5 separate regions of the Mus musculus genome follow, and all the other regions are linked to region 1. Evidence: chromatin loops called from intact Hi-C (ENCODE). Cell type or tissue: heart. All regions are shown on one strand. Each heading gives the region's core, and the rest is flanking DNA. Links, peaks and the distances in the headings are about the cores only.

Region 1 (5,834 bases), core at 448-5,447:
TCCCTGCCACCTGCTGTGGAGACCAACCTAGCCGCAGAGGGAGGATGATGCGGGGAAGGGAACAGCCCTTGGGTGGGGCGCGCGCCGACACCTCGCGCGCTTTTCCCTAGCGGCCCCGGGCCAGGGTTTGGATGCCGCGTGCTCTGGTCCAGCGCGCGCCATCGAGAACCAGCGAGCGTTGCCCGAGGCCCCGCACACTGGACCCCTCCCCCACGGCCAGTGGCCGCGCTGGCGCAAAGGCAGGATGGGGGAGGGGAGAGGAGCCAGGGGGCGCGCGAGCGACGTCCGAATCGGCCCTTCCCAGCGCCCGGAGGCGCGCACGCGCGGCCTGCCCTTCAATGAGACCCTTAATCTCGCTCGGGGTGCTGGGGGATGGGATACCAAGACCGCTTCTCTGCCGCCCCCACCCCGCCCGGCGCGCAAGCGACGGATCACGAACCCACTTCCCTCGGGCGCAGTGGCCTAATGCTCACCATGTTTCCGGAAACGAAAGGGAGACAGAAAGAGCAACTGAAGACCTGAGCCGCCGCAGCTGCTGCCGGGATCCGACTGAACGCGGCCTCTCCCGGCCCCTTCCGTTTAGTAGGAGCCGCACAATGAGGGGCGGGGCGGCCTTCCGGCGCTTGCCGCGCGGGCCGACGGGAAGTGAAGTCCGAGGATTTTGCACCGAAATAGAACTAGCTGCTACCGGGTTCCGCAGAGCTTGAGGCGCAGAGTAGGCGGAGGCCGAGAGGCGTGGGCTGTTGCACGGAGAGTGAGCCCATTGGTGCAATGGACCAAAAAACGCTCTGAGCCAGAGGCCCATCGTTTGATAAAAATGACCTGAATATAATTCTCTACTTTCTTTATCCCAGAAATTAAGTGGTTTTTTGTTCTTTATGGTTCCTGAAAAAAGATTTTGAATCATCAGCTTGGGATCCTCTCTCACAGAAAAGAGAATCGCCAAGTATAACGGTGTCTTCAAGCCAATAGAAATGCTCCCGTGGAGTAAAATTTCAACAAATAGGATTTTTTAAAAAACAGGAAATGCTAACATAAAAAGTTTGAGAGCTTTGGCGTTGTCTAAAGACGTTTGGCAAATTGTTAGATCAAACGTAATTCATGGGGGAAGGGTGAAGAGTTGTGCACTAAAAATTTCCTTATGGCCGGGCATGGTGGCGCACACCTTTAATCCCAGCACTCGGGAGGCAGAGGCAGGCGGATTTCTGAGTGCGAGGCAAGCCTGGTCTACAAAGTGAGTTCCAGGACAGCCAGGGCTACACAGAGAAACCCTGTCTTGAAAAATCAAAAAACAAAACAAAACAAAACAAAACAAAAAAAAAACTTCTTTATGTTTCTTTTACGATACAGGAAAAGGAATACTTCAATTTAATTCCAGAGTTGATAGGTTTATGATCATTTTAGCACAAAGACTGAAGAGAATCTATATGAAAGCAAAAGTTTAAAATAAACTGGGGTGGGAACTCCAGGAGAATTTCTCTGACCTGAAACAATGACCATGGCCTTAGAAAAAAAGGGCAAAGTCGCAAACAACTCAGAGGCAAAGGAAACCGGGGCCCTTGACCTCCCCAAGCTGAATAAAGGGTGTAAAAGAGGAGCTTCCCCAGGAGCGAGGCAGCACGCAGAGGATGCCGGGGGTTGTAGTCAGGGGATTGTAGTCAGACTGCACCCGTGGGCTACACTGCGGGAGCTCCAGGTGACTGCACCCGTGGGCTACACTGCTGGAGCTCCAGGTGGAGGCCGAAGCTTGACCCCCTTCTCTCCCAAGGGCCCCTCCTAAGGAGAAGGCTGGCTCCACCTTTTTCGAGACTAGCAGTTTCCCAGAGCAACGGGGGGAGGGGCCACGCAGTTACCCTGGAGACGCACTCCTTCCGCCCCTGGTCGCGGGATGCCCTAGATGTCCTTATTAGGGCATAAGCCTCCAGAGGGCGTGCCCAGTCCAAGCGCCAGCTGCAGGCTCCTTATAAGGCTGCTTGAGGAAAGAGGCGGGTGCACAAAAGCTAGACTGAGAAGAGGGTCTGCGAATTGGGCTCCCGACGACTTCCGGAGTGACAGCGTGACAGCTGAAGACCGTGCGTTGTTCCAAACACTGAAGGGACCTCTATGTTCTATTGAGCCCTGTGTCCCTCAGCTTGAGACATCCCTGCCCCAGCAAGGTTCCCACCTTCATCCTCCCTGAGGCTCCTTCACTTTTAATGAGCCACAGAAGCGAAGTGTCTAACTAGCATCCCCGGGATCCAACCATGTGCCCACATTCGAACTCTCCACCTTCTAGGATACACCTCTTATTCCTCCTTGAAAGGGAGGAATTAAATACACATCTTCGCCATTCACCTAGCCTGAGTCTTCTGTGCACAAATATCCCCGACTTGGCACATTTCGAGATCTTTCTGCTTCTGCCTTAGCTTTATTTCATTCCTTGTACCCCTTTAAGATGTCCCTCCCACAAATATTCTTGGACTTGTGTCCGTCCCTCTCCTCCACTTTTCTTAAGCCCTCTTTTTCCCAGCCTCTTCTACGATAGTGAGCCTGAAATAGCCTTATGAGACCTTGAAGCAAGCCAAGTTCAGGTTTCTGAGTGTACCCCCACACCGGCCCTCCCAGTCACAGGGGGCGCTGTCCTCCTTTTTAACAGTCAGTACACAAAAAAAAAGAGTCTGCTCTCGAATTTTTGGGTGAGAGGAAAGGGTGGGTCAAAGCTCCATGGCCTGGGTGGGGCCTGTCCAAAAGGCTGGTGCCGGCGGGCGAATGGGGGCGGTTCTAAGGAAAGGCCGTGCAAACCGAGCTAGCCTCTTACTGCATAGTACATGGCGAAAGGAGGTCATTCCATGAGCTGGTGCCCTGCTAGGTTGGAGAGACCCTACCCTCAAACAAGTGTTCTTATACCAACTGAATTGTCGCGATCCTAGTCTCAGGGGTTTTTTGAGACTCTGAAGGAGCCAGTCTAGTTCTTATGGCGGAGCCGGTCCGCCTGGGCCGGAAGCGTCCGCTGCCCGTTTGCCCCAACCCGCTCTTCGTTCGTTGGCTGACCGAGTGGCGGGACGAGGCAGCCAGCAGGGGGCGCCACACGCGTTTCGTGTTTCAAAAGGTGAGTCCCAGCTGTTTCTGGTGACAGTGCTCTGGCAGAGTCAGGTGATCCGTGAATCCTAGTTTGATAAGCTCTCTTCTCCCTTGTGTTCGCCAGGCATTGCGCTCCCTCCAACGGTACCCGCTACCATTGCGCAGCGGGAAGGAAGCCAAGATACTCCAGCACTTCGGAGACAGGCTCTGCCGCATGCTGGACGAAAAGCTGAAGCAGCACCTAGCATCAGGCGGTGAGCACCTCAGGGAGTTGGTGTCTCCTAAATTTCTTAGGTGCAGGCTGTGTCTACTCTGGCTTCAAATTACCCCCTCACAACGTGGTTGCTGTTCGACCCACGACTAGTGATTGTTGATGCTCCCTAAGCCTCCTGGTTCTCAACGAACAGAGCTAGCCGCCTGAGATTGGTGGCATTGTGAAACAAGTCTGTAACCATTTAGGAGGTGGGGGTAGAAGACTCAGGCGTTCAAGAGCATTCTCAATTTCATAGTGAGTTCGAGGCTAGCCTGGGCTATCTGAGACTATCTCCAAAAAAAAAAAGTGACATGGGTAGGGCATGGTGATTTGTACTTTTAATCCCAACACCCAGAAGAAGCAGGGGCAAGAGAATCTTTGTGAGTTTGAGGTCAGCCAGGGCTTGACGCAGTGAGCCCCTGCTTCCAAACCAAAACCCCAATTCGGGGGAATCCAGCCCCTACTTCTGACCTCTTCTAGTATTGCATGCAAGTGATGCATAGACATACTCACAGGTGAAACACTCATACACATACAAGAAAACACAAAAACGTTTTAAAATATGACACTCAAATTCACACACTGAGCAACTCCATCTAAGCTCCTCCGGGCAGCCAGACTGTGTGCAGGACTAACTCTCTTCTGATCTCTATAGGTGACCATGCCCCCAGCTCACCATCTGGAAAGAAGGGAGCCAGCAAAGGGCCACCTGAGCAAGTCCAGGACTCTTCCATGCCAGTGAGGATTGGGAAAGGAAGTAGAAAGCTAAATGGGGGGAGGGGTCGTTGATTGTAGACTTCTTGGTTTGAGGGGTTGAACAGCCCTGGATCCAGCTCTTATTGATTGAGATTGGCTTGGGACAGTCTCTTACCCTCTTTGAGAGGCACCACCTTAAATCCTAAGTAGGATTATTGGGATCACGGTAGTCAGACTCCCAAAGAGAGCTGCCAAAAGATCCAGCCCAGGAAGTTGTGGGACGTGTACCATGTTACTGTTCTCCAGGGGTTGGGGCTGGGCCTGGGCCTGGGCCATACCCCCAACTTTTGCTCTGGCCACCATCACATTCCAGATTTACTAGGGCTTGTAGCCTCATCTCCCTCGCCAGGCCCATGGGGCCTGCTGAAACCTCAGCTGACAGGCATTGGAATTCAGCGAGCCCCTCTGTCTCTCTCAGGTTCCCACCCAGCCTCAAGCAGGAAGCACCAGTGTTGGCTATTGGCCAGCTCAGAACTCAGGTGCTCGAGAGATCCTGCTGCAACTCTACAGGGAGCACCTGGTGAGCAAGTCAGGCGCGTGGGTGGGGCAAAGCAGCAGGCTCACAGAAATATGCCTGGACAGCATGCAAACTGGCCACCGCATAGCAGGGGGAGGAGCGCTGGACCTGAACCTACGCTCACTTCAACCATTGTTTCAGAATTCTGATGGCCACAGCTTCCTAACCAAAGAGGAGCTGCTGCAGAAGTGTGCCCAGAAGACCCCCAGGGTGAGCATCTTCTGAGAGTGGGCAGGTAGATCCCATGGCAGCTCTCCCTCCATGGCAGGCACCCTTGGTATGCAGCCTGATCCAAATGTGGCATATGGCTAGGGGCCCGGGAAGTGTAGGCTTGGAGTATTAGGGACTCTCTGAGGGTCTCCATCCCTTTCACAGGTAGTGCCTGGAAGTTCGAAACCCTGGCCTGCCCTCCGGAGCCTCCTCCATAGGAACCTCATCCTTGGAACGCATCGGCCAGCCAGGTTGGGCGAGCAGCAGGGAGCACACAAGGCAGGGATGGGACACATGCAGGAATTAGGACATTCTTAGCCTCTCTCATGGCCCAGAAAATCTCACACCTGGTGCTACTGAGCCTGGGGATGGCCAGCCTGCCTGCTAAAGAGCCTGATATTGGAGATCTGGAAAGTATAATCCTCTGAGGGGAGGGAGGACGGTGTGGTGCTGAGTGAAGACAGGGGAAGGACTTGGGAGACACATCACAAAGCTGAGACACAACTAGGGAGGTCCTGAGGAAGTTGACCTGAGGGACAAGGACACAGAGGAGATGGAGAGCCACTGAACTTCTATCCAGGCTCACCTAATGGACAGAAAGAGAGCGTGCCAGGGATAAAGAAGACGGAACTTCATGTGTCCCTCACCTCCCAGGTATGCACTCACACCAGAGGGTCTGGAGCTGGCTCAGAAGCTGGCCGAGGCGGAAGGCCTGAGCACTCGGCACGCTGGCTTTAGGCCAGAGGAACATCACGGAGAGGACTCAGCAGTTCCAGAAGCCTTGTCAGAACCGTAAGAAAAAGAAATGGGGGCAGCCATACCTTTCTCCCTGAGACTAATAGCTGAACCAGTTGCCCCTGGGATTTAGGGGAACTACCCTGGCACTGAAGGTTCTGGCCTTATGCATAGCCTCCATTCCATTATAGTGGCACCACCGAGGGGGCCGTCCAGCAGAGACCACTGGAGCTAAGGCCTAGCGAGTACAGAGTGCTGTTGTGTGTGGACATTGGCGAAACCAGAGGGTAAGGAAATAGGGGA
Region 2 (5,834 bases), core at 617-5,616, 120 kb after region 1:
TCTAAACAAGAAAAGCAGGCTCCCTTTTCTCCTTGAGGCACCAAGGTGTGAACTTGCATTTCTTGTCTTCCCTGGGCTGGGGGCTTGCTCCTTACCTGTTCATATTGTTCTGTTTCTCAGCTACCTCAGAGAAGGCCTCAGGCCTGTGACAAGAGAAGAGCCAGGTTAGAGAGCAGAGAGAACCCTCTCAGTGAAACAGCTGTTTCCAAATGTTCCTCCTGGGACGGCGTAACTTTCTCCTTCCCCTCCCCCTCCCTAGCTAGGATAATCTCTCCCCAGAAGCCAGAGGGTGGCTGAGGAAGACCATCCTACCAGTGACCCTCCTTCTGTAGAGAGCGGACATGGTTCTTGCAGAGCACAAAAGAGATCTCAGCCTTCACTTTTTCTCCTTCTTCAATAGGGTCAACAATGAGGAAATCCCCTGTAGATGATAAAGGATAAAGCCACTCCTGTTATGGAGAAGGAAGTCAAGGCCATGGTTCCGTACTGTGAAGGGATGCTTCTAACCTCTCTTGATCCAGATGTTCTTGCGGTATTTGGAGGGCATGCTCACCAGGAAGCGCTGCCCCTGTGCTGTTTCCACCTCATGCAGATTGTTCCCAGGAGTCCTGAGGACCTGGTCCAGGAAAAAGCGAGAACTAGCCACTTCATCAGTTAAATCAAGCATGCTCCGACCTGCACTGAGCCTTCCCTTTCCACACCCAGCGGTGCAATGGGAGCATTGGGAGGAGGACGGGAAGCCCGAGACAGGCGGCACTCACTTTCACTATTTGCTGGTGGTCAGAAGGCACCATGTGCTCCCCCAGCACCTCCTGCACCACATGCTTCCTCTTGCTGGCCTGAGACATGCTGGTTTCTGTCCAGGGTTGTTAGGGTGCACAGACTGTCAGTTCTTCTTCCAGAATTATTTGGATGCCAGCCTTAGAAGCCAGGACTGCTTTCAAGAGAAGCAGCCTTATACGAAAAAGTGCCACCTCGCCCTGTTAAAAACATGCACTTTAGGGGACAGCAGGACTTGCTGCTCTGGCAGAGAACCAGGTATGGTTTCCAGCCACAGGGGATTCAACGCCCTCTTTTGAGACACACATGCAGGTAAAAACACTAATACACATAAAACATGAATGAAATCATTGAAAGACAAATCACAGACTTAGCCAGGTGCTGGTGTATATCTTTATTCTTAGCACTTGGGAGGGAGAGGTAGGCAGAAATTTGTTGAGTCCTGGGCCAACCTAGTCTACATAGGGAGACCGTAAACCAAAAACAAACAAGCAGGACCTTCAAGGGCCAGGGAGATGTCCTATGAGCCAGCACCCACATCAGATGGTTCACAACCACCTTTAACTCCAATTCAAGGGCATCCACCGCCCTCTTCTGGCTTCCGAGGGCACTCACAACACCACCCATGGGGGACATCTTTAAAAAAAAAACAAACCAAACCAGGAAACACAGGTTTTATAGTGTCAGCTGAGACGTCAGGGTGGCTCAAGCCTTCGATCTCAACACTAATCCCAACCCACGGAGCACGGGGCCGGCCCTCTCAATAACAAAGAAAAACTAAGTAAATCGGCGAGATCACGGAAACTACCCAGCACAGGGCAAGCCCTGAGTCCTACGTCTCAGTCCTGTTAGGACGGCGACGCCTCCCCCTCCCAGGCCGATCGGTCATCCCGCCAAGCTCTCTGAGCGAAATCTAAGGTGAGCTGCGTTCCGCCACAGGCTTCAACACCCAAGGCAGGAGAGCCACACAACGACGGCCTCCCGACACATCCCAGGCACGGAGCGACCGACGCGGCGCCCAGCACGAGAGCTGCCCACGGAACTCACCCGCTCGGCGCCACACCAGCACGCTCCGCTTTCCAGGTTGACGGCGACAGTAGCTCGTCCACGACGCGCCTCGACAGCGAGGGACCAAAGAGCAAACAACTGTGACCTGCAGGTGGCCCCGACGGTAACGCCGGTCTGGACGCTCGGCCCCAATCCTCCGTTGTTCCTCCCTCCCGTCTGCCGGTCTGAGGTGACAGACCTGAGGAAACCGCGCCGGGAATTGCGATTCCGGGGCGCTCAGAGGTCCTCCGGATTTCCCGCCCCCTCTTCGTCCGTCCCTTTAACTCTTCCCTCCATCAAGTGAGGCAAGCCTAAGTTCCGAGTGCGGGGCAGGAAAACGCATTCTCCTCGGAGGTCTCGATCCCACAGACCGGAAGGGCCGCTGGAGAAACAAAAGCCATCGAAAGCCGGATGGCTTCTTGAGAGGAACCGGAAAACAGCGACCCCCGTGGGCGCCGCGGCTGGCGATTGCGCGTCAACTCTATGGCTCCGGGTAGCTAGACCTGCCCAGTTTGGGGATTAGTTTTGAAGGTCGCGCATAAAACGACCCGGAAGCGGAAGTCGAGGAACCGTCTCGTAGCTTGAGGTCTGGGCGGGAGCGGCCGAGTGGCGCGAGGAGCCGTTACCAGAGCCGGAGCCTCCGGTGAGCGTGAGAAGCGGAGTGGTGCTCCGGCTGGCGTGCGGTGGCGGCGCGCAGAGGCGGGAGGGAGGGGAATCCATCGCGGAGGCGCGCCTTTGCAGCGGGGCAGCCCGAGTCTGCGGGAGGGGCGATGCGCGGTGTGTCCGGGTGGCGGCGCGTGGAGGGGGCGGGGCGCTCGGAGCGGGGCGGGGCCTCAGGGCGGGGCCTGCGGGACCTGAGAGGCGTGGAAGAGGCCGGCAGCCCGAGTGAGGGCGGCGAGGCTGGCGAGAGCCGCGTGCTGTTCCTACCACGTGTTAGTTCCCAACGGGGTCAGTGTCTGTGTAGCCAGGGTCGCGGGCTGTGAGGGCTTCAGGGCGGACCTTGACTACTGAGTCTGGGAGTCGCTCTGTTGCCTTAGGTGCGCCACCAGCTAGTGCAAGCTGATATATCCAATATACCCAAAACCAGGACCCACGGAAAGTGGAAATTTCCGAATAGCCGGGGATGGGTTGGGGGGACTCAAGGGAGCAGCCACAGTAGCTGTGGTAGGATATTGCCCTTGGGACTTGTGGTCTTCAGCCCTAACCTACTTTTCTTTTTTTTTTTTTTTTTTTTTTGGCGGGGGGGATTCCCAGGTTAAGCCTGATCACGATGACAACCTCCCAAAAGCACCGAGACTTCGTGGCAGAGCCCATGGGGGAAAAGCCAGTGGGGAGCCTGGCCGGGATTGGTGACGTCCTGAGCAAGAGGCTGGAGGAAAGGGGCTTTGACAAGGTGTGGGGGGGCTGCAAATGCCAGGGAGGGGTAGGAGCGAAGGTTGGCAACAGGTGGTACCACGCAGATTGGGAGTGAGGCCCACACATGTTTGGGGGGTACCTGGGGAGGCATGGTGCCTCCTTCATTTTTGTGTTTTGTTGAGACAGGGCTTCTCAGTGCTAGGATTAAAGGTGTGGCTCACTGTCCCCTGCCCTTTTGTGTGTTTTAAATATCACGAAAATGAAACTAGGCATAGTGGATTGTGCTTATGACCCTAACACTTGGGAAGTTGAGCTAAGAGGATTCCCGTGGGATTTAATGCCAGCCCTGACAACAAAGGAACAAACCCTGTCTTTCTTTTTTTTTTTTTTTCGAGACAGGGTTTCTCTGTGTAGCCCTGGCTGTCCTGGAACTCACTCTGTAGACCAGGCTGGCCTCGAACTCAGAAATCCGCCTGTCTCTGCCTCCCAAGTGCTGGGATTAAAGTCGTGCGCCACCACTGCCTGGCAACAAACCCTGTCTTAATCAAAATAAAAATGGCCTTGCCCTCTGAAGTATTTACCACCTAACCCTCCCTAGCTTCAGAGATCTGGCCTCTTCGGAGTGGTATCAGCGTGGACAGTCCTGTTGCTTTAGCCCATGAGACACTTAGCCACATGCCCTTTTCTATTCTGCAGGCTTATGTGGTCCTTGGCCAGTTTCTGGTGCTAAAGAAAGATGAAGACCTCTTCCGAGAATGGCTGAAGGATACATGTGGTGCCAATGCCAAGCAGTCCCGGGACTGCTTTGGGTGCCTTCGAGAATGGTGTGATGCCTTCTTGTAGTGTTCTCTGGGGATCCCTCATACCCCAGCCACAGCACAGTTTCCAGAGTCTGCAGCAGGGCAGGGCTCCTCCCTGTCCTCCATAAAGGAAAAGATGGCTGTTGTCACCCTCACCTCCTATGTACTCCAGGGTCTATGGGGAGTTCTCTCCCCTCAGCGTTTCAATCTTTCTGGGATCGTTTCCCTTGCATGCCTTTCCCTTCCACCTCCCCCTGCAGTTCCGTGGCAGCAGTTACCAACTTTCCTGAATGGATTCCTGGCCCCCTTCTCCCTCACTATCTGTTGGATGCCCTTTGGCTCCTTTCCTTTTTTTGGCAAAAACAGTCACTGTCCTTATAAAAGATTTTTAAATTAATAAAATCAGTGGCCTTCATACTTGGTGTTCTGTGTCAGAGAGCAGATAGGCTGGGGAGTTGTGTATTCCCAGGGCTGAACACGTCTACTTCATTCGTTATCAGTGCAGACCGAAACTGGTGCCTTCTATTTCCCCTCCCAAGAGGGAGCCACCCTAGCCATGTGGGCTCTGGGCAGGTGCCCTGGGTGTCCCAATTCCTAAACATTGTGGGAGAGAGTGTGGGTTGGCTTTTTTCTCCTGGGAGCCAGGTAGGCTGAAGGCTTCCAGATGTCAGCAGTCAGTCTAGGCAGCACCTGGTGGAAAGTCAGTGGGAGTCAAAGGTACCAGGAAGCGGGTGGATGGGATGTGGGTAAGAGGTCACCTGCCAGTCATCATAGCATGTGCTCTTAGCGTCTGGCAAGAATGAATGGGTGGGACTTTTGCTGTTTGCCAAGCTACCATAGAAAAGGAAGGAAATGGTTAAACTTGAAAGCCAAATCCTACTTCTATTGTTTTCAAGCTCATATTGTGAGCCAACCCTGAAACTAGTATCTTTGTAAGCACTTATTACATTTTTTATTTTGGAATGGTAAGAGATTTGGAGCTTAGAAAGCTAATTTGCCCTTGAACTTTCAAGAAACTAGCCACTGGAGCTCAAAGTGTGTGGGAGCCTGTGTTCCTGTGTCATGTAACCCATGCTATGCTTTTTGAGCTTCATACGGTGAGGGTTGTGGGGAGCAGGTACAGTGCTGTGTAACAATGGTTCCTGCTTGATAGTCATTCCTTCAACAGAAAGTATCATTGAACAATGGCTTGATTATACAAATGAAATGCTTTTCTGCATGTTTACTCTCCAGGAAGGTAAGGATGGCAGTACGGGACTGGGTGTGAGATGAGACAATTCTCATGGTCATTTGATAAAGGGAAGGTTAATTAATAGGGTGGTCTCTCTCTGTTCTGCCTCGTGGGGGCGCATGCCTTTAATGCCAGCACTTGGGAGGCAGAGGCAGGAGGATCTCTGTGAGTTTGAGACCAGCCTGGTCTACAGAGTTCCAGGGCAGTTAAGGCTACATAGAGAACCCTACCTCAAAAAAAGAAAAGAAAGGAAAGGAAAAAAGAAAAGATGGTGTCTAAAAAAACTAGAAACTTAATTTAAAACCTGAGTAATGAGATGAACACAGCGTGGGTAAAGATATTCTTATCAATAAAATCCCCACCCAGAATTCATATCAGAGCTGCAGTCTAGGAAGTGTCTGGGACTTGGCCCAATTGGAACATTGCTTGAGGTGGTCCCTGGACTCACTAATTCGGGAGATATGAGCATGCAGACCTGAAGTTCAAGGTCATCCTTAGCTACGAAGCAAGTTCCAGGCCAGTCTAGGGTGCATGAGAGTACATCTCCTGAAGCAAACGGTCTGCAGGGATGGCTCAGGAACTAAACGCTTGCTGTGAAGGCAAGAGGACCCAAGTTCAAA
Region 3 (5,834 bases), core at 385-5,384, 99 kb after region 1:
CTTAAATGTTAATCACTAGTCTAGCTTTGGGAGATGTTCTTTTATTTGCAATTCCTTGGTTCCTCTGTCGCCTTCTAAGCTATCTACACAGAGAAGGCACAGGGTACCTAGGAGCGCTGCCTAACTCCTGCTGTAGTGAAGAAAAATGGACTCCCCAGGTCACACACCCCACAGCATCCTCAATGGGGGAGAATAAGGGGAGGTTTACAAACGGAGGCTGTAGAAGCAGGAGGTCAAAGCCAGGAGGACAGGTTCCCTCCTTTGGGTGTAGCCATAAGGGTGGGCAAGCCCTGGATGTACATAGCCTAAACCTGGGACAGGTGCTTAATCCTACTATCTAGGCTAAGTCCCCACCACCTTTATGAGCCAGCAGTAAAATGGTGATCCCACCCAAGCAATGCAGGGCTGGAGTGGGAGTGTAATGGCGTTGTGAGTGTCAGGGGAAACTTTTATGTTGACAGGCTTCAAAAAAGACCAGCAGGCTCTACTCTGGGGAGTGGCGATGTTCAGCTGCCTAGAGGCCTGTCTTGTCTCCCTCACAGGCGCAAGGAGCGACAGCGTTTTGCTGAGTACCAAGCAGAGCTCCAAGGTATCCAGCATAGGGTGCAGGCCCGGCCCTTCCTGTTCCAGCAGGCCATGCAGGTGAGGGCTAACAGCTGTGCAGGCCCACCTCCATCACCACCAACGGAGCTGCTTCGACAAGTGTGTAGTGAAACAAAGTTGGAGTAGGGTCCTATCTGTCCCCCCTTCTTAATAATCGGAGCTCCATGGTGACCCCAAGCAGCCTTGGTGAAGGGTAGGAACCTTTTTTTTTTTTTCTCCCATCAGACCAACGCCAGACTCACTGCAAATCGGCGCTTCTCCCAGGTGCTGTCAGCACTGGGGGTAGACGAGGACCAGCTGCTGGCCGAGGCAGGCAATGCTGAGAGCACCCCCCGGAAGCACAGGTGAGGGGGGACAAGGTACCCGCCTAGTGTTCTCCATGTCACCCAGGGCTATTGTCCCCACCTTCCACTGAGACCAGAGTAGGACCTTACTTGAGGACAAAGGAACAAATACACAGTAAAGCTAGTCTAGGACTCTAAGCAAGATAAGCCAAGCAGCTGGTGCCACTCTGTCACCCTTCAGACTGTCCCTTACACCTTAGAGTGAGGAACCTGGTACAGAGAAGGGATTGTAAGATTCACTTCACAGTAAAACCAACCCCCAAACAACTGAGACTGCAGGAGGGGGTGTCACTTTTCAGGGTTACACAGCAACTAAGTATAGGACTTAGATTTAGATCACAGGGTAAAAGGCTGCACTGGGCATGGAAGAGGGTGCTGTGGAGCCCACTGGTCTCCATCTGTGTCTTTAAGGAGCAACCGATCACTTAGAGCAGAAATGGAGCCCTCTTCTCAGAGCCCCCCCAAAACAGAGCCAACCAGCAGCCAGCCTGGAAGACGCCCCTCCCCAACCCTGGACCCAGACTACAGTCCCCGAGAGAAAAATTAAACGCTTTATGGCCAAGTACAGTGTGAGACTTCTGAGGGGAGTTGGCTGTGGGTCGGAGATAGGTAGCGGAAGTGGGTGGCAGAGGTTGAGCTGTTTCCCCCACGCCCTGGAAACCCAGGCTACACCTCATTCTCAACAAGCCGTCTCTCTACTGAGGCGTGGGGCACCGGAAAGGAATCCGCTGAGACTTTGCCATGCTTTCCCCAACATGCCAGGGGACCTAGAAATCTTAGTGAACAGGACCCTGCCTCTGAAGGCGCTCAGTCTCGGGGTGGACCTTCAAAGGTGCCCATCCCCCACACCAAACCACACCAGCGAGGTGCTACACCGGAAGTCCAGAGAGGAGCAACGACTATCAGATGGGAGTGTGTGAACCCTTAACTTAAACCCTTAACCCTTTACTCAACCCAAAACAAAGCAACCAAACTAAACAAACAATCAAACAAACAGAAACCCAGGAAAAGTCGAGAAAAGCATGTAATCCCAGCCTGGGCTACATAGTTAACAGGCTAGACAGAACGGGAAAAACAAAAAAAGGAGGGAAAGCATATACATGCACAAATGTGCCGAATTTGCACTCAAGCCTGGAGTGGCCATGCACACGAGAGGCTGACAGAGGGACTGTGGTGGGTTTGAAGACAGCCAGGGGTAAGTAACAAGTACTAGACCTACCTTTACAAAAAAAGAAAACTAGAAACAAACCATCACTCAGTATCACCAGGTTTATAGGCACAAATTCAAAGAGCACTCCAAAGCCTAGTTAAAAAGGTCCAATCCAGCTGGGCGGTGGTGGCGCACGCCTTTAATCCCAGCACCTGGGAGGCAGAGGCAGGCGGATTTCTGAGTTCGAGGCCAGCCTGGTCTACAGAGTGAGTTCCAGGACAGAGAAAACCCCTGTCTAAAAAATAATAATAAAACGGTCCAATCCATCAGTCTAGGGGACATAGGATGACGGTAGCGTTCGCTAAAAGAAAGAGTATTTTCCAACTCTGGATGGAGCCCCGGCACTAGGGAGCTTGCTTGGACAGTCACTGGAGAGGGGGCTGCCCACAGAGAGACTTGAGGCACAGAGCACCACGAAGCGATCAGAGTGGAAGGGGAAGGAGGCAGGGGAAACTTCTAGCTCCGGAGATGATGACCCAGTACCATGCTAAAGTTCTTACGGCTCTACGACTACCATCTTAGATGGCGCGAGAGGGTGGACGGCGCAGTCTCTACAGGTGCGCGTGCGCAGAGACCAGTAGCTGGCAGGCGGGACCGCGCACCCTCAATCAGTCCCTCCCGTGAGCCTTTGGAGGTTCCCAGGCAGGCCCCGGAAACAGCCCCTCTTAGTTTCCGGCAACAGGAACGGGGCGGTCGCGCGACCCGGAAGCGTTCCCATTTCGCGTCGTCTGGGCTAGGGTAGCGGCCCGGCTCCAGGCGGACGCAATAATCATGGGGTCGTCAAAGAAGCACCGTGGCGAGAAGGAGGCGGCCGGGACGACGGCTGCGGCCGGGACTGGGGGCACGACCGAGCAGCCGCCACGGCATCGCGAGCATAAGAAACACAAGCACCGGAGCAGCGGCGGCGGCAGCAGCGGCGGCGAACGACGGAAGCGGAGCCGGGAGCGTGGGAGTGAGCGCGGGAGCGGGCGGCGTGGGGCGGAAGCCGAGGCCCGCAGCGGCGCGCACGGTCGCGAACGAAGCCAAGCGGAGCCCTCGGAGCGGCGCGTGAAGCGGGAGAAACGCGATGACGGCTACGAGGCCGGTGAGGGCGGGGCCCGGGGGCGGGGCAGGGTCTTGGGATGCCCAGGACGGAGGGTACGGGAGGACCTCGAGGGCCATCTGCCTCTCGGGTTAAAGACGTCCTCCGGGTGTTTGGGGTTAAACGTTGACGTCTCCACGTTAAGCTTTAAGAAGACAGGAGTCTTCCTGCCTTCCCTGTCTTCCTGGCACTTCACAGCAATGCATTGGGTGGGTGAATGAGGTGGGACGAGCGTGTACAGACAATCGACCAATAGCTCATAGCGGAGACATGAAGCAGTAAGATAGGCTTGGGTCTGAACCAGCGCTGTAAGCCCTGTTGAGAAGTTTGGGCTTTGTTATGAGGATGGTAGGGAGCCAAGGATTTGAGTAAGCAAGTGACTTGAATTGCATGATATTTTATGAAGATCAGTGGGTTGAGAGCTTGTCAAACGTAGGACCAGAGATCAAGAGATCGGGAGGGAGGTCCAAGCAACCAGGTGAGGGCTAATAGTATGCATGTTTCTCTATGCAGCGGGCCGGAGAGAAGTGGACAGATTGAATAGGAATTCGGTCTGATTGGCCTGGTGAATGGAGGTGTCATCTGTTGGAACTGAGTTTAGAAGAGAAGCAGATTTGAGGCAGGGGAGAATGACACAGTTTTGGGAGAACTTTATGTTTGGTGTATATGGGAAACCTTACAGTTTAAGTGAGATAGAGTGACTTTGGGCTGGTGTGTATTCAGGAAACCAAAGAAGTGCCTTAGAACATGTGGAATGAGAACGAGAGTCAGGCATAGAACCTGCTAAATTCCAGTAGTTCAGTTGTGGGCAGAGGAACATGTTGAGGAGCATAAATAGTAGCCAGTGGCAGGAACCCACAGTCTGCCCATAGGATCTATGCAAAGAGAGCATTGCTGAAGTGTGATCCACCACAGGACATTAATCTTTTAAACAAAGGATTGTTTTTATGTTAATGCATTTGAGTATTTTACCCTCATGTGCCCGTGCCAGCAGAGGTCAGAAGAAGGCATCGGATCCCCTGGAACTGAATTAGATGGCTGTGAGTTGCCATATGGATTCTGAGAACCAAATTTGGGTCCTCTGTAAGAACAGCAAGTGCTCTTATCCCCTGAGACATCTCTCCAGTCTCCAGATCAGAAATTTTCTTGAAAGTAATCTGCTAGTTGGAAAAAGGGAGACTTGGGACTTGACAGTTCCCACAGAAAGTGGAGTGGTGCCAAGGCAGAGAAAGGGACTGTTGGGTTAAAGAAGAGAGTGACTGCAGTGGTTGAATACGGCAGAGATTTTTGAGAAGATGCCCTCCTGGTAGGGCCTGGTTGGGGGAGCTAAATTTGATGCATCTTCCTCTGTATGGTGTTTGTTGAAGTTCTCTTCTGTTTGTGGGATGGGTAGAGCAGGTCCAGGGTGCATGCCTGCTTATTTATGTTCTTGTTTATGTACATGTACCTGTTCAGCAGCCATGGATGAGCTGGGTTACCCTGAAAGGGGGGCTGGAAATGAAAAGGACTGGGTGCGAGAGAAGGATGAAGCCAAGACAAACGTTTCTGCACGGCTCAAAGTTCAATAGTCAGCCCTGCATTTATATAGGGAGAGCCCGCAGATTTGTTTCTGCTGGACTGAGCTGCAAAGTGAGCTCAGTGGGCAGTCTGCTCCTGTGGGAAGTTGACTCCACCTGGGTCTGGGTCGTTACTGTAGCCTGCTCAAGGCTGGGGGAAGGGCACGTGTATACATCGGGCGTGGAACACTGCTGTGGGCAGAAAGGGCCAGAAATGGTGAGCAGTGCTGTGCAGTTGAAGGCAGAGCCTTAACTCTGGTTAGTAATTGAACAGGGCTTCATGGTGGTTCGAACTCAGAAGTCCACCTGCGTCTGCCTCCCAAGTGCTGGGATTAAAGGCGTGCCCAGCCCACTGCCCGGCTCTTGATTCTTGATAGAATTTTATCGGGGCTGGTGAGATGGCTCAGTGGGTAAGAGCACCCGACTGTTCTTCCGAAGGTCTGAAGTTCAAATCCCAGCAACCACATGGTGGCTCACAACCATCCGTAATGAGATCTGACTCCCTCTTCTGGAGTGTCTGAAGACAACTACAGTGTACTTACATATAATAAAAATAAATAAATTTAAAAAAAATAAAAATTAAAAAAAAAAAAAAAAAGAATTTTATCATAACAAGAGCAGAAAGGACAGTGGAGGCTGAAGGTACAATATGGAGTGCCACAGTGAGGGATGCAGAAAGTTGGGCTGTTGGGTGAGAAGGGAAGGTATTGGAAGAGGCAGTCCTGCCAGCCCAGGGCCTGGGTAGGAGCTGTCAGGGAGCTCGGGAAAAGCTCCTGTCCTTTACCCAGGTGCTGGTGAGGGGCCCTTGTCTTTGACCTTGCGGCTGGACCAGCAGTGTTGCTTCCTGGTCCTGGTTCATGGGTCCCTTAAGCCGTTCTCCTTATTGTTCTAGCTGCCAGCTCCAAAGCCAGCTCTGGCGATGCCTCATCCCTCAGCATTGAGGAGACCAAGTAAGTGCCAGCTCCTTAGAGTCTGCTTTCCTCAGAGACAGGGTGCACCTAGGGCAGCCTGCAGAAAGCTTTTCATCATGGGTGGAGCCA
Region 4 (5,834 bases), core at 347-5,346, 63 kb after region 1:
TACCCGCCCCCTGAAAAGTCATTTTATATTTTATTGTTTTCAATACTTTGTAAAGATTTTTTTCCATGTATGGGAGTTTTGCCTGTATGCATGTCAGAGCAGCATGTGTGCAGTTCTTACAGAGGCCAGAAGAGGTCATTTTATCCCCTGGAACTGGAGTCACAGGCTGTTACTAATCACCACCATGTGAATTCTGGGAACCAAACTAAAGGTCCTCTGGAAGAATAATTAATGCTCTTAACTGCTGAACCATATCATCAGCCTCCTTGCCCCAACCCCATCTCTCTTTTGAGACAGGATCTCACTGTATAGTCCAGACTAACCTAGAACTCAGAGATCCAACTGTCTCACAAGTACTGAGACCAAAGGCTATGAATGTTTTTGAGACAGGGTCTCACTTTTATGTAGGTAGCTCTGGCTGCCCTGAAACTCACCTTGTTAAACAGGCTAACCTTGAACTTACAAAGATCCAACAGCCACTGCATCCCAAGTGCTGGGATGGAAGGCATGTACCACTATGAACAGAAATTTTTAAAAACCTAAAAGCTGGAGATGGTGGTGCAGGATTTTAAATCCAGAACTTTGGGAGGCAAACACAAATGCATTTCCCAGAGTTACTGGCCAACCTAAGGTACATAGTAAGTTCTAGGCCAGTCAAGGCTACATCGAGAGACTTTTTTTTTTTTTTTTTTTTTTTTTTTTGTCTTTTCGAGACAGGGTTTCTCTGTGTAGCCCTGGCTGTCCTGGAACTCACTTTGTAGACCAGGCTGGCCTCGAACTCAGAAACCCGCCTGCCTCTGCCTCCCAAGTGCTGGGAGAGAGACTCTTTCTTAATAAAATAAAATGTAAAACAAATATACCTTGGGACCAAAAGAATATACCAAAAAAGGCCTTGGGCCTTTCTGGAAAGACTTAAAAAACTGATTTTGATCCATGGTTACAGAGGGGAACAGCTCTGAAGAGGTTCTCAGCGATGGTGCCTGGCCTCCGCACAGCAGCACACTACTTTCACCACTGAGGGAGGAGGAGAAGGCGGCCCACTCAGGCTGGAGCTGTCTCTTCCGGCCCCATCTTTCCTCGAGAGCCAACACAGATAACCATCAGGACAGTGTTTGTAAAAAACACTCAAGACACAGACCCGAGCTGGGTTTTATTGAAATGTCAGGAGCAGGCACATGTCAAGGTAGCCAGGGAAGGGGTGGTGGTGATGCAGGCTATGAGTTTGCAGGGAGGAGCAGACCCCATGTCCATGACCCTGCGTCTCCTCTTGGCCAGAACATGTACAGGTCCCAATAGCATGCTTAGTCCTGGAAGGGCCCGGCCACCTGGACTATGATGGCGCCAAGGGCAGGGGCTGGAAGCACTAAGTTTTCTCCCTTCTGAGGGAGGAAAGAAAAGGAAGAATGCAGGCTAAGTATAGTGGGGACAGAGGTGGCCAGGACAGACTTCCTCGAGTCTCTGCACCCAAGCTGTGGTCCTGGGCAGTGGTGGGGAGCAGCATCAAAGAGGGCCGCCGAGGGCCCCGCCCTCCAAGAGCCAGAGCCCCCAACCTGTGAGGGTGGGAGTTGGCCCTGCACAAAGAGAGCAGAAGTGCAAAGGGACTGAGTGCAGGCAGTTCCCACGCCAATGAGTCCTCAGGGCTAAGGAGCTCAGCCTTCTTGGGACAAGGAAGAGAAGAAGGAAGGATCCAAGCAAAAGGTGGTCTCTCCTGCTCGGCCCCATTAGGTCAGTTCTACATTGTTGGCACGGTCCAGCACTCGAGAGCCACGGGTATTGCCTCCAAGCTGGAAACGGCTCTCATAGAGAGTGGGGCAAAGGTGCCAGCGGTTGGCTCGGTAGATGCCCAGGTAGGTGTAGACATCAGGTTTGTAAGTGAGCAAGCACTTAATGCCTGCAGCACGAATGGCAGAATCTGCTTCCAGCACACCCAAGCGGTCCGTGAAGTCGTCCGTGTAAACACAGATGACCTGGCGCCCACCCTCTTTGGCCCGTGGGCTCACCTTGGCCACCTGGAGACGGCCCTCAACTACAGCCCGGGCAATGCCAGCCCAGGCGTGGTCCAGCTTGAAGCCAGGTGACAGGTGAATCAGCCACTTGCCGGAGAGCACATGGTGGGTGATGGCCAGCTGGCGCAGGGTACCTGGTGTGATGGGTCGCCCACTGGTCTGCAGAGCCTCCCAGGCCGCCTGCAGCCCTTGTACATCCCCTGAGTTGGGGGTGTAACCCTGCCCATAGGCTGCAATCCAGCCCACAGGTTCAGAGTTGGGTGAACCTGGGTCCCCATAGCGAGTAACTTGAGATGGTGGGTACTTGGCCAACCAGGCATCCAGCTCTGTGGCAGGTGTGGTACGGGCATCAAATACCAGCCAGGGGTCCATATCGGCTGCCATGGCCTCTGCAGCCAGGTGCTCAGCAGTGAAGCCATCCTCCCGGCCACCTGGAGAGTCTTCCTCTTCCAGCTCCTCATTTGGTTCCATCCTGTTGTGAGGGAACTGAGTCAGAGGTTTGAGACAGTAAATAAAAAGTGCTGGGTCCTGGAGGGTGCCAGGCACTGCAGTAAACTGTGGCCCTGGGCAAGACATAATGTCTGTGCCTCAGTTGCTTCATCTTCACAATGGGTAACAACTGATCCTGTCTAGATTTGTCTCCAGAATAAGACGCCTGAGGTGGAGTAGCTATAGTTAGTACTACTTTCACTGCTTACAAACAAGGAAATTGAAACTCTTAAGAAAAGGGGCTTGCCCAAGGTCATGCCCGTAAAGAGCGCCAGAGCTTAAGTGTGAACTGGCACGGGGCTCGGCTACACCACCGGACTAGAGTCCTGCAAGGTAGCGCGGCGCTGCAATATAATGGACGTAGGCAAAACGCAGGGTCGCCAACCTCAGAGGATGGCTGTAGAGGGCCAGGCCTCCCCCGGTGAACGATTGGGGGCACCGTGAAACACCGAGGCTCTGAGCCCCAGAGAGGGCAGCGGCCCATCAGGGGGTCAATGGGTACCATCCAGACTCGAACCAGATAGGACCAGGCCTGCGCGAGGACCAGGCTCCAGCCCTACCACATCCGCCGCCATTAGTGCCCACAGCTTAAGGGTTGCCGTCCCTCTCGCCACCCCGCAGTCACCTCCGGCCTTCACTCCGTTCCGCGCCAACCCAACTTCGGGCCCGGCTCCGTTCCTGCCCGGGATCTGCTGCGCCGCCGCCGCCGCCGCCGCCACCCCCGCCGCGCCCCGCCCCTGCCACGGCCGCCGCCGCCGCCGCCATCTTAGGGTCCCGCCACCTCAACAACAACTTTATAGACAAACACAGTCACGGGGCGGGGCCAGAGGCGGAACCAGAAGGCTAGGGGCGGGGGCTCCAGGGGAAGGGGCGGGCAGCGTCCAGGGGCGGAGCCGGCGCGAGAATCCCGGGAGGTGCAGGTCTTCGGGAGGCGGAGCTAACGTTCGTACTTTAGCTTGGGGGGCGGGTGGGCGTGGCGGGCGAGCCCGGGGAAGGACGCGCACCGCCCCAGAGGATCCGAAGCCCAGCGCTCGAGTTTGGGGAGCTGCTTGTCTACGGGCGGCACTAGGACCCTGCGGGAAGTGGTGTAGGCGGAGTAAACGGCACCAGGACCCGGGGAGGGTGGGGGGGGGGACCGCGGCGGGCCGGCGGCGGACAGGCCCGGGGCCGGGAGGCTGCGGGCGGCGGCGCTGGGCCCGGCGCAACGAGAGGCCCCGAGATGCCAAGCAAGAAGAAGAAGTATAACGCGCGGTTTCCGCCGGTGAGCACGTGGCCCGGATGGGCCCCGGCAGGCAGGGCTCCCGGGAGGCTTGGGCCCAGGTCCTGCTGGTGGGGGGGGCGGGTGCCTTTAGGTGTTCACGGCCTGACGCCCCGCCCCTTCCATGCCCTCCTGACTTAGCGCCCCCCGCCCTCTTCTCCTTCTCCCGGGATACCCCCGGTTCCCTCTGTCCCCCGTGTTAGGGACGCAAGAGACGAGCTCTGTCCTCTTCCTTTCGGCAGGCGCGGATCAAAAAGATCATGCAGACGGACGAAGAGATTGGGAAGGTGGCGGCAGCTGTGCCTGTCATCATCTGTATCCTACTAGGGGCCGGTTGGGCTGAGGGGCGTGGGGCGGGACTGCGGCACTCCCCTTTTTGGATTCTCCTTGACGTCTTCAGCCCGGGCCCTTGAGCTCTTCCTGGAGTCCCTGTTGAAGAAGGCTTGCCAGGTGACCCAGTCTCGAAATGCCAAAACCATGACCACGTCCCACCTGTGAGTGGCCGCCGAGCTGGGAGGGGCTTTTGAGGAGGCAGAGTTCCGACAGGGGGAGTGGTGCAAGGCCCAGGGAGGCCAGCTTTGTGGATTTGGACTGATGCAGGAGAGATTAGGTGTTTCAGGTGCAGGGAATACAACCAGATCCGAGCCACCGGCCCTCCCAGGAGGCCTGGTGGAAGTAGGGGTGTTTTTAACGTTCCACTGTACTGACACGAAGAAGTTGTTTGTATCCTTCCCTAAGTGTTTTGGGGGCCCCATTTGAACCCCTTCCTTTCCCACTTCTTTAGGAAGCAGTGCATTGAACTCGAGCAGCAGTTTGACTTCTTGAAAGACTTGGTGGCATCAGTGCCTGACATGCAGGGGGATGGGGAGGACAACCACGTGGATGGGGACAAGGGTCCTCGAAGGTGGGTAGCCAAGACCCGGTATACAGGTGGGGAAGGCCAAGGCCACAAGGTTGGGGGTGGCTGGGGGATGAACCAGGAGGAGAGAGTCCTCGTGCAGATGGACTGTACCTTCCCGAAGGGGCCGGAAACCGGGCAGCAGCGGCAGGAAGAACGGAGGCACGGGAAGCAAAGGCAAAGACAAGAAGCTGTCCGGGACAGACTCTGAGCAGGAGGTGAGTGAGGCTGATGGGTGATGGCCTCAGCCTTGTCTGCTGCCTCTTGTTCCTCCATCTCCATTCCTCTCCCAGGGTCTGGGCTCCCCAGAGATGGGCCCGGGCCCTCTCATTAACCCTGACCCCTTCCGTGCTCTCAGGATGAGTCTGAGGATACAGATACTGATGGGGAAGAAGAGACACCACAGCTTCCACCCCAAGCCAGTCACCCTCCTGCCCACTTTCAGAGGTGAGCACCCCAGGAGCACCAGAAAGGGGCACGCCAAACTCCCCATAGCCAGTTAGGTTTGCTTCCCTGGCCACTTGATGGTGGCGGCTGACTTAGGGAATGGGAGGGGACATTAGACACAAGACATTGTTCTGAGAAGGTCTTGTCTCCACGGTAGTCAGGGAGACAGTCTAAAGAGTGGTCCTCTCTGGCACCTTCCCTCCTGGGGGGACGACCACATCTGCCTCTGCCTCTGGAGGAGGGGGTGGGGCCTGTGGGCTGGGCACAGCATAGTGGCAAGCCTGATTTTCTCCATTTTGTCGCAGCCCTCCAACTCCCTTCATACCCTTCACATCTCCCCTGCCTTTGCCACCAGCACCCCCCGGCCCCTCAGCAGCCGATGCAGAGGATGAAGAGGATTATGACTCCTAGCGCCCTGTGCCCCTGTACCCCAGCCATGCTCTCTTCTAGTTAGTATTAATTGCTTTGGGGAGAGGAGAAAGGTGGGATTGTTCTTAAATTTATTAAAAAAAAAAAAAAAAAAGGATTTTGGTTTCTTTTCATCCTGTGGCTTTGTGGCTGTATTCTTATTGCCCACCCACCTACTTCCCCACATGAGGGGCAGCAGGGATGGTGTGGGGGCAGCCAGTGATTGAGCAAAAACGGGGAGTCTGACAGGAGTCTGGTGAAGGGGCACCGAAGAAAGGGGTGTGGTTTAGAGACTGGAAGCACCAAGGGATGAGCTCTCATCGTGCGG
Region 5 (5,834 bases), core at 291-5,290, 55 kb after region 1:
TCAAGCGCTTCTTCTCCTGTTTTTCCAGCTTTCTGGTGATTTCAGCAGCCGCTTCCTCTGAACCACAGCTTCCTTCATGACATCCAGGTTCTTCCGTGGGATCTCTCCAGTCTCATAGAAAGACAGCCGTTCCTCAACTTGTTCTCGGAGTTTTTCCCCAAATACACTTGTGGGGACCTCAGAGAAGCAATCAATTCTTGAGGCAATACTGCATTTGTTTGCTAGGTATCGGGAGATACGGCCTTTGTTCTTTGCAGCTGCTCGGCCAATGAAGGTGGAATGAAAAATGAGTCCATATTTTGGTGTGTTACCCCTTGTCTTCAGGGCTCTGGAAACTCGGTCCCCTTTTGCTGGGCCCTGGGAATCACTCAGACACCAGGACTGGCCAGTATTGCCTTTTTAATGTTTTTTTTTTAATCTATTTGATTTTAAAATAGGTTCTGTACCTGTGCCTGTGGGTTTGAGCACATGAATATAGGTACCCAAGGAAGCAGTAGAGGCTGCCAGACCTGGGTGCTGGGAACTAAATCTTTGTTCTCTGGAAGAACAGCAAGTGTTCTTAATCTCTGAGCTACCTGGCAAACTCATTCTATTTATCTGTTTTTAGCTTTTTGACACAGGGCTTTACAACGGAGCCTTGGATGCTCTGGAGCTCTTTAGGTAGACCAGGCTAACCTTGGACTTTTAGAAATCAGGCTGCCTTTGCCTCCTAAGTGCTGGGATCAACGGTGTGTACTGACCCTCTCTCTCTCTCTCTCTCCCATGCTTCCTTCCTTCCTTCCTTCCTTCCTTCCTTCCTTCCTTCCTTCCTTCCTTCCTTCCTCTCTCTCTCTCTCTCTCTCCCTCCCTCCATCCCTCTCTCTCTCTCTCTTTATTTCTTTCTTCTTCCTGTTACAATAAAAATCCAACACCAATAAGCCCACACAGTGAGTTCTGGGCTAGCCTACTACAGACCCTGTGCAAAAGCCACACAACTAAGTCGTTATATTTATAAGCTATATGCCTACATTGGGCAGATCTGCCACTACACGACTCTATTCCCCAGCTATGAGACCCTTGCTTCGCTCAGCTTCTCCAGGTCATGTGGTTCTGCTCCATCCTCCTTCCACCTCTTCTTCCTCTGCCCTTCTTCCCTTACCATTCCTCTCCTCTCTAAAGCCTCCAGCCCCACCTTTTCCTTCCACTGCCCAATCACAGTCTTTAGCCTTTATTGACCAGTTAAAATGGGGAGGAGGTTCATATGAAACCACTTGAGTATGTGATCCACTCCTCTTTGGGGCAGCTCCTTGTGAGGAAGCAAAATTAATATCAGAATACAACCCACAATTTTCTTTTCTTTTCTTTTTGAGATAGGGTTTCTCTGTGTATCTCTGGCTATTCTGGAACTTGAAGACAAGGGTGACCTCTGCCTTTGGAATGTTGGGATTAAAGACATGATCTATCATTCCTGGCTCTTAGAAGATCTGTCTCTTTGTCTCTGTCTCTGTCTCTGTCTCCGTCTCTGCTCCCTTTCCCTGCCCCCACTATGTGTGTGTGTTGTGTGTGTTGTGTGTGTGTGTGTGTGTGTTTCTGCAGAGGCCGAAAGACAGTGCTGAGTCCTCTGGAGCTGGTGGCTGTGAGCTGTTTGACATGTGTGCCAGGCACTGAACTCAGGTCCCTGGGCAGAGCAGCCAGCTCTCTTAAGCACTGAGCCATCATCCTTCCAGCCCTTTAACTGGTCAATAAAGGCTAAAGACTGTGATTGGGCAGTGGAAGGAAAGGTGTGGCTGGAGGCTTTAGAGAGGGGAGGAATGGTAAGGGAAGAAGGGCAGAGGAAGAAGAGGTGGAAGGAGGATGGAGCAGAACCACATGACCTGGAGAAGCGGAAAGAAGCAAGGGTCTCATAGCTGGGGAATAGAGTCGTGTAGTGGTAGATCTGCCTTCTTTTTCACCCATCACACACTGAGTTCCTGGACCCAGGAGATCTAAGGGTGGAGGTGAACACTGGGCCTCTCAGTCCCACTGCAACCCACGTAGCTAGGGAGGCATCAGGCTGTGGGAGCAGTTCCCGAGAGAGGGAAAAGAGACTGTAGCTGGCTAGATGTGTCAGCGAGGCTGGCCAGGATGTGTCAGATATCCTTTCTTACCCAGTGTATAACTAAGAGGCTCACTGTAAGAGCAAACGCATATACAAACCCCCTTGGCAACCATCCTTAAGGTAGTGTATATGTCTTAGCTTAGTCCCTCTTTGCAAAACCTCCTTTTATCACGGTGCAAACTTCCTTCGGTGTCTATGGCTCAGTCCTTTCATTTGTATCTGCTTTTTGGGTTGCTTGGGGGAGTAGACAGGTTAAATCATGGATAATGCTCGGAGGGAGACTCCCAGAAATGCAAGAAACATGTTAGAGTTCTCTCTTGCTGATAAGATTGGTGCCATGTAGCCCATTTCCTCTTCTGTGTGTCCACAACGGCTCTGTCCAATTAGCCTGACCCACTGAGTGGGTCCTGTTCCATTTAAACCCAAGCCCAGGAGGGTTGGAGCTTGTCTAGCAGTTTTTCAGCTCTTTCAAAAGCCCAGACCAAGGACTCCCCTCCCCCATAAACACTTCCGGTCCCCAGGCTCCCAGGAGCCTGCCCTGCTGATCGCAGCGGTGCCAACTCCTGCTCTGGCCAGGAGTGGGATGAGACGCTTATCCTGGGATGAAAGGCTGGCGGGCCTGGGCTGCACCCACAAAGCGCCCCACCCGAGCTGTGAGGACCTCCAGGCACTGGTGTAAACTGAGTCATGGGGGGCAAGGGAGTGAGTCATGGAGCCTGAAAGAGAGCCAAGTGGGGCAAAGCTTGCCTGCGCCTGCGCAGGGGCTGCTTGCCCCACCTCAAAAAGCCATAGCTGTCAGGCCCCCTGGGGTACTTACAGACCGAGATGACCAGGACCATCTGGGGCAATTGAGCCAGACTTTCCCTGTGTGTGTGTACATTTCTGGGCGTGTCTGTGTGTGTCTGTGTGTGTGTGTGTGTGTGTGTGTGTGTGTGTGTGTGTGTGTGCACGTGTGTGTGTATCTCTGTTTCTGGGCATGTGTGTGTGTGTGTGTGGGGGGGCTATGTCTATGTGCATATATGCACACGATGCAAGAGGTGAGCGTCAACACAGGAAAGGGAAGCTTGTTTGGTCAAAAGTCAAAACTCTGGAGAGGTTCTGGCAGGAACTTCACTGCCCTCTCCTGGCCTCTGAACGTTTGGCTGACTTATTTTATTTTATTTTATTGTGGCAGCCAGTTTTCTCTCCCTTCAGGAGCCGCAGAGGAGGCCTGGTATGGGACTTGGCTATCCTCCAGGGTGCCTGACAGGCATAGCTGGGCCCAATGGTAGAAACCAATCAGACTTAATCTTAAAGAGGCTTCTGCCTCTGCGAGCTAGGATTGCTGGGGGACCAGAGACAGAATGCCCTGATGCCCTGATGTAGGAGGCATCCTTAGGAGCTGGGCAGGCCACTAGAGCATCTGTAGTCTTGGCTCTGTCCAGTTTTTACTTTCTTGTTTGTTTTGAGACAGGATATCATGTGGCCTAGACTGGCCTCACACTGCTGTGTAACTGAAGTTGAATTTGAACTCCTAACCTTTCTGCCTCAGCCTCTCGGGTGCCTGACTCCACTTTGACCATCTTAGCATCTTTTAATCTCATTTTTCATCAATAAAAGGAGTGCTGTGTGGGGTGGAGAGAGCTAAGGAATATAAGGTACCCAGTGTTTGCCTGTGCAGAGCAGGCCTGTATAAGTGTTTGCTCTTACGATGAGCCTTGCTTGTTTCGTTCATAAAATAGACAAGAAAGGATACCTGAGCTGTCCTGTCCAGACTTCATTCCAGTTGCAATCTCTAGTTTCCTTTCTTGAAAAGCTGTCCCCACAAACCTGCTCCCTGCCCTCTCATCCTTCTGCCTAACTCAGGTATACTATCCCCTCCTAGGAGGCCACTGGCCAAAGAAAAACCAGGTGAAGTGTTTCTCAGACTAGTGCCCTTAGCTTTACCCTTCAGTGCCTAGGGCATGTACGTCACAGAAGTGGGGAGTTTCCCTCCTCAGTGAATCAGCCCTGTGACCCAATCTTCATTCCTGCCAAGGCCCCTCCCAGTCAGCAAGAGCGGGGTGCAGCTGGCCTACTAGGAAAATCCCCCAAATCGTGCCAAAGCTTTGGTGGAAGCATCTCCCAATCCAGCTGTGCCCTGTACTCCCGGATTCTGCCCCAGGTCCTAGCTGGAGTTGGGGGTCAAATAGAGTCTCTCCTTCCCAGAACACCCCCTTGTTCCAGGGGCTTGAGGTTTGCAGTGTACTAGGAAGGCATGGCAGGGTATGTCTGTCTCTCAGGCCTCTGTCAGACCTCTCTCAGTTTTACTAATGGAGCAGACACAGGGGTTTGTCTAAGTTTGGCCAGCTCCTACACAACCCAGTGTTTCCATACTTCCATGTAGGCAGGAACTGGCTAAGCAAGAGAAGCCCTGCTAGCCCAGGTTTCGGGGAAACCCTTAGCTTGTCAGAGGAGCAGTCCTCCCTGTAGGCTGGAGAGACTCTTCCTTTCCAGACAGGCTGCACTCAGCTTCTTGATCAGTGTTGGAGGAATCTGTGTTTGGGCTCTGCTTGTCTCCCATGTGAGTCCGAGAAGCTACCTTGTGTACTTCACAAGTTAACCCTATGTCCCTGCAGGGCACTAGTTCTCTTTGCAGCACCTCTGCCTCAAGAGCACGTTCAGTAGCAAGACTTAAGCATGTAGCAGCTGCTCTGGAGTTGAATGAGTTCAAGTCTTGGCTCTGCCATATGCTTGCTCTGCAGCCTTGAGACAATGAACTGGAATTCTCTGGGACTCAGTTTCCCTTTCTGCAAAAATGGCAAGAATGCCAGAGCTCGAGGCTGCAGAGGGGGCACACACGAGTCAAGCACTGGCTGTGGCAGAGGACGCAAGTGTCATTCCAAACATCCACACGGTAGATCAAAACCATCTGTAACTCTAGTGTCAGGGAATCCAACATCCTCTTCTGGCTTCCCTGGACACAAAGAACACACGAGGCACACAGACAGACGCACAGGAACAACGTCCACCACATAAAATCATTTAAAAATAAAAGAACTAAATGGAGCTTAGATAATGTATGGTTTTCATACAATCCCTCTGGATTCAAGAATGTTATTTGGTGCTTGCACCAGGCTTGACTCTGATCTGGATGCTGAAGGTGCCCTGAGGATAAACTAGTCATTGTCCTTGAGAGTCCCTAGACATATAGATTGAAAGCCACACGTAGGAGAGCCACACGGTTAGAAAGCTAGTGGGTCTGAGATGTGCCATAAGCTAGCAGTGGTGATGTCAGGCATGCCAACAGAGGTTACCCATCAACAGAGGCATCAAAGTGGGAAAGGGTAGAACGTGGGCAGGAAAGCCGTGTTCTAGAGCAAAGATAAAGATAAAGCGGAGAGATCAAACAGGTGGAACTCACAATACCTAGATCTGATGCAAGTCTTTTACTTCATGATCTCTGAAGAAGTTATTCTGGACTGGGAGATGAAATGTAGACATCACTCAGCCTTAGTAGAGGACAGTCTGGGTCTGTGGTTTGGGGACCAGCAGGAGACAACTATCAACCAAGTGATTGCCAAGTAACCGCTGATTCTGTGATGGGTACCACACAGCAGGTGTTTAAGAACAAAGAAGGCCTGAGGCCCCAGGCTCCATGCCAAGGTGGTAAAGGATGTGCCAGTTGGCTTCAGTTGAGTGCAGAGATAAGGAAGCTGTGCCTAAGGACAGCTGAGACAGCTGTTGGGGACCTGGTCAATGCCAGCCCAGGGCAGAAACCTTGTTTCTAGTTGCTGTA

Evidence for each region. A loop is a pair of places that touch in the nucleus more often than their neighbours do. Peaks named below come from ENCODE experiments on the same cell type or tissue, not always from the same donor. Only the 100,000 strongest peaks of a DNase experiment are listed, where the experiment ranks them.
Region 2: it touches region 1 in a loop (5-fold over the local background); 6 of 42 quality-filtered maps call a loop at or near these places.
Region 3: a loop joins it to region 1, with 6 times the contacts of the local background. A loop is called at or near these places in 4 of 42 quality-filtered maps.
Region 4: a loop joins it to region 1, with 9 times the contacts of the local background. A loop is called at or near these places in 13 of 42 quality-filtered maps.
Region 5: a loop joins it to region 1, with 6 times the contacts of the local background. A loop is called at or near these places in 13 of 42 quality-filtered maps.

The regions. Positions count from the first base shown.
Region 1 is chr19:5,485,242-5,491,075 of GRCm38, reverse strand. It overlaps Mus81 (MUS81 structure-specific endonuclease subunit), which reads left to right and starts at 2,697. Exons shown (of 16, transcript NM_027877.4): 1 at 2,697-3,088; 2 at 3,185-3,314; 3 at 3,969-4,051; 4 at 4,488-4,589; 5 at 4,728-4,796; 6 at 4,962-5,047; 7 at 5,451-5,588; 8 at 5,723-5,818. The coding sequence starts at 2,954. It overlaps Cfl1 (cofilin 1, non-muscle), which reads right to left and starts at 621. Exons shown (of 4, transcript NM_007687.5): 1 at 474-621. The coding sequence starts at 476. In heart, for the core only: CTCF peaks have their summits at 2,588 and 3,062 (motif pointing right); DNase peaks (open chromatin) are centred at 625, 1,905, 2,705, 4,675 and 2 weaker places; H3K4me3 peaks cover 3,213 bases; H3K27ac peaks cover 4,372 bases.
Region 2 is chr19:5,363,204-5,369,037 of GRCm38, reverse strand. It overlaps Banf1 (BAF nuclear assembly factor 1), which reads left to right and starts at 2,162. Exons shown (of 3, transcript NM_011793.3): 1 at 2,162-2,470; 2 at 3,082-3,220; 3 at 3,880-4,405. The coding sequence starts at 3,098. The coding sequence ends at 4,026. Eif1ad (eukaryotic translation initiation factor 1A domain containing) reads right to left here and starts at 2,225. Exons shown (of 6, transcript NM_027236.2): 1 at 1,828-2,225; 2 at 762-980; 3 at 508-616; 4 at 313-421; 5 at 96-143. The coding sequence starts at 848. In heart, for the core only: CTCF peaks have their summits at 1,364 (motif pointing left) and 2,573; DNase peaks (open chromatin) are centred at 2,367 and 3,249; H3K4me3 peaks cover 2,853 bases; H3K27ac peaks cover 2,218 bases.
Region 3 is chr19:5,385,722-5,391,555 of GRCm38, reverse strand. It overlaps Sart1 (squamous cell carcinoma antigen recognized by T cells 1), which reads left to right and starts at 2,853. Exons shown (of 20, transcript NM_016882.3): 1 at 2,853-3,241; 2 at 5,687-5,744. The coding sequence starts at 2,929. Tsga10ip (testis specific 10 interacting protein) reads left to right here. Exons shown (of 8, transcript NM_001373978.1): 6 at 543-642; 7 at 829-947; 8 at 1,359-1,509. The coding sequence ends at 1,494. D330050I16Rik (RIKEN cDNA D330050I16 gene) reads right to left here and starts at 3,220. Exons shown (of 1, transcript NR_033224.1): 1 at 1,487-3,220. In heart, for the core only: no CTCF peak of the experiment used is centred there; DNase peaks (open chromatin) are centred at 1,615 and 2,775; H3K4me3 peaks cover 3,698 bases; H3K27ac peaks cover 2,895 bases.
Region 4 is chr19:5,422,595-5,428,428 of GRCm38, reverse strand. Drap1 (Dr1 associated protein 1 (negative cofactor 2 alpha)) reads left to right here and starts at 3,450. Exons shown (of 7, transcript NM_024176.2): 1 at 3,450-3,756; 2 at 3,996-4,068; 3 at 4,154-4,247; 4 at 4,538-4,657; 5 at 4,776-4,869; 6 at 5,010-5,098; 7 at 5,404-5,625. The coding sequence starts at 3,715. The coding sequence ends at 5,509. It overlaps AI837181 (expressed sequence AI837181), which reads right to left and starts at 3,285. Exons shown (of 2, transcript NM_134149.2): 1 at 3,121-3,285; 2 at 1,112-2,478. The coding sequence starts at 3,260. The coding sequence ends at 1,722. It overlaps 4930481A15Rik (RIKEN cDNA 4930481A15 gene), which reads right to left. Exons shown (of 4, transcript NR_027938.2): 4 at 5,582-5,834. In heart, for the core only: no CTCF peak of the experiment used is centred there; DNase peaks (open chromatin) are centred at 2,288, 3,428, 3,978, 4,198 and 4 weaker places; H3K4me3 peaks cover 3,694 bases; H3K27ac peaks cover 2,751 bases.
Region 5 is chr19:5,430,494-5,436,327 of GRCm38, reverse strand. It overlaps the pseudogene Gm25432. Among named protein-coding and RNA genes, the nearest start is that of AI837181, 8.3 kb to the right of the region's middle. In heart, for the core only: a CTCF peak has its summit at 3,200 (motif pointing left); DNase peaks (open chromatin) are centred at 2,737, 3,267 and 4,217; H3K4me3 peaks cover 1,422 bases; H3K27ac peaks cover 1,988 bases.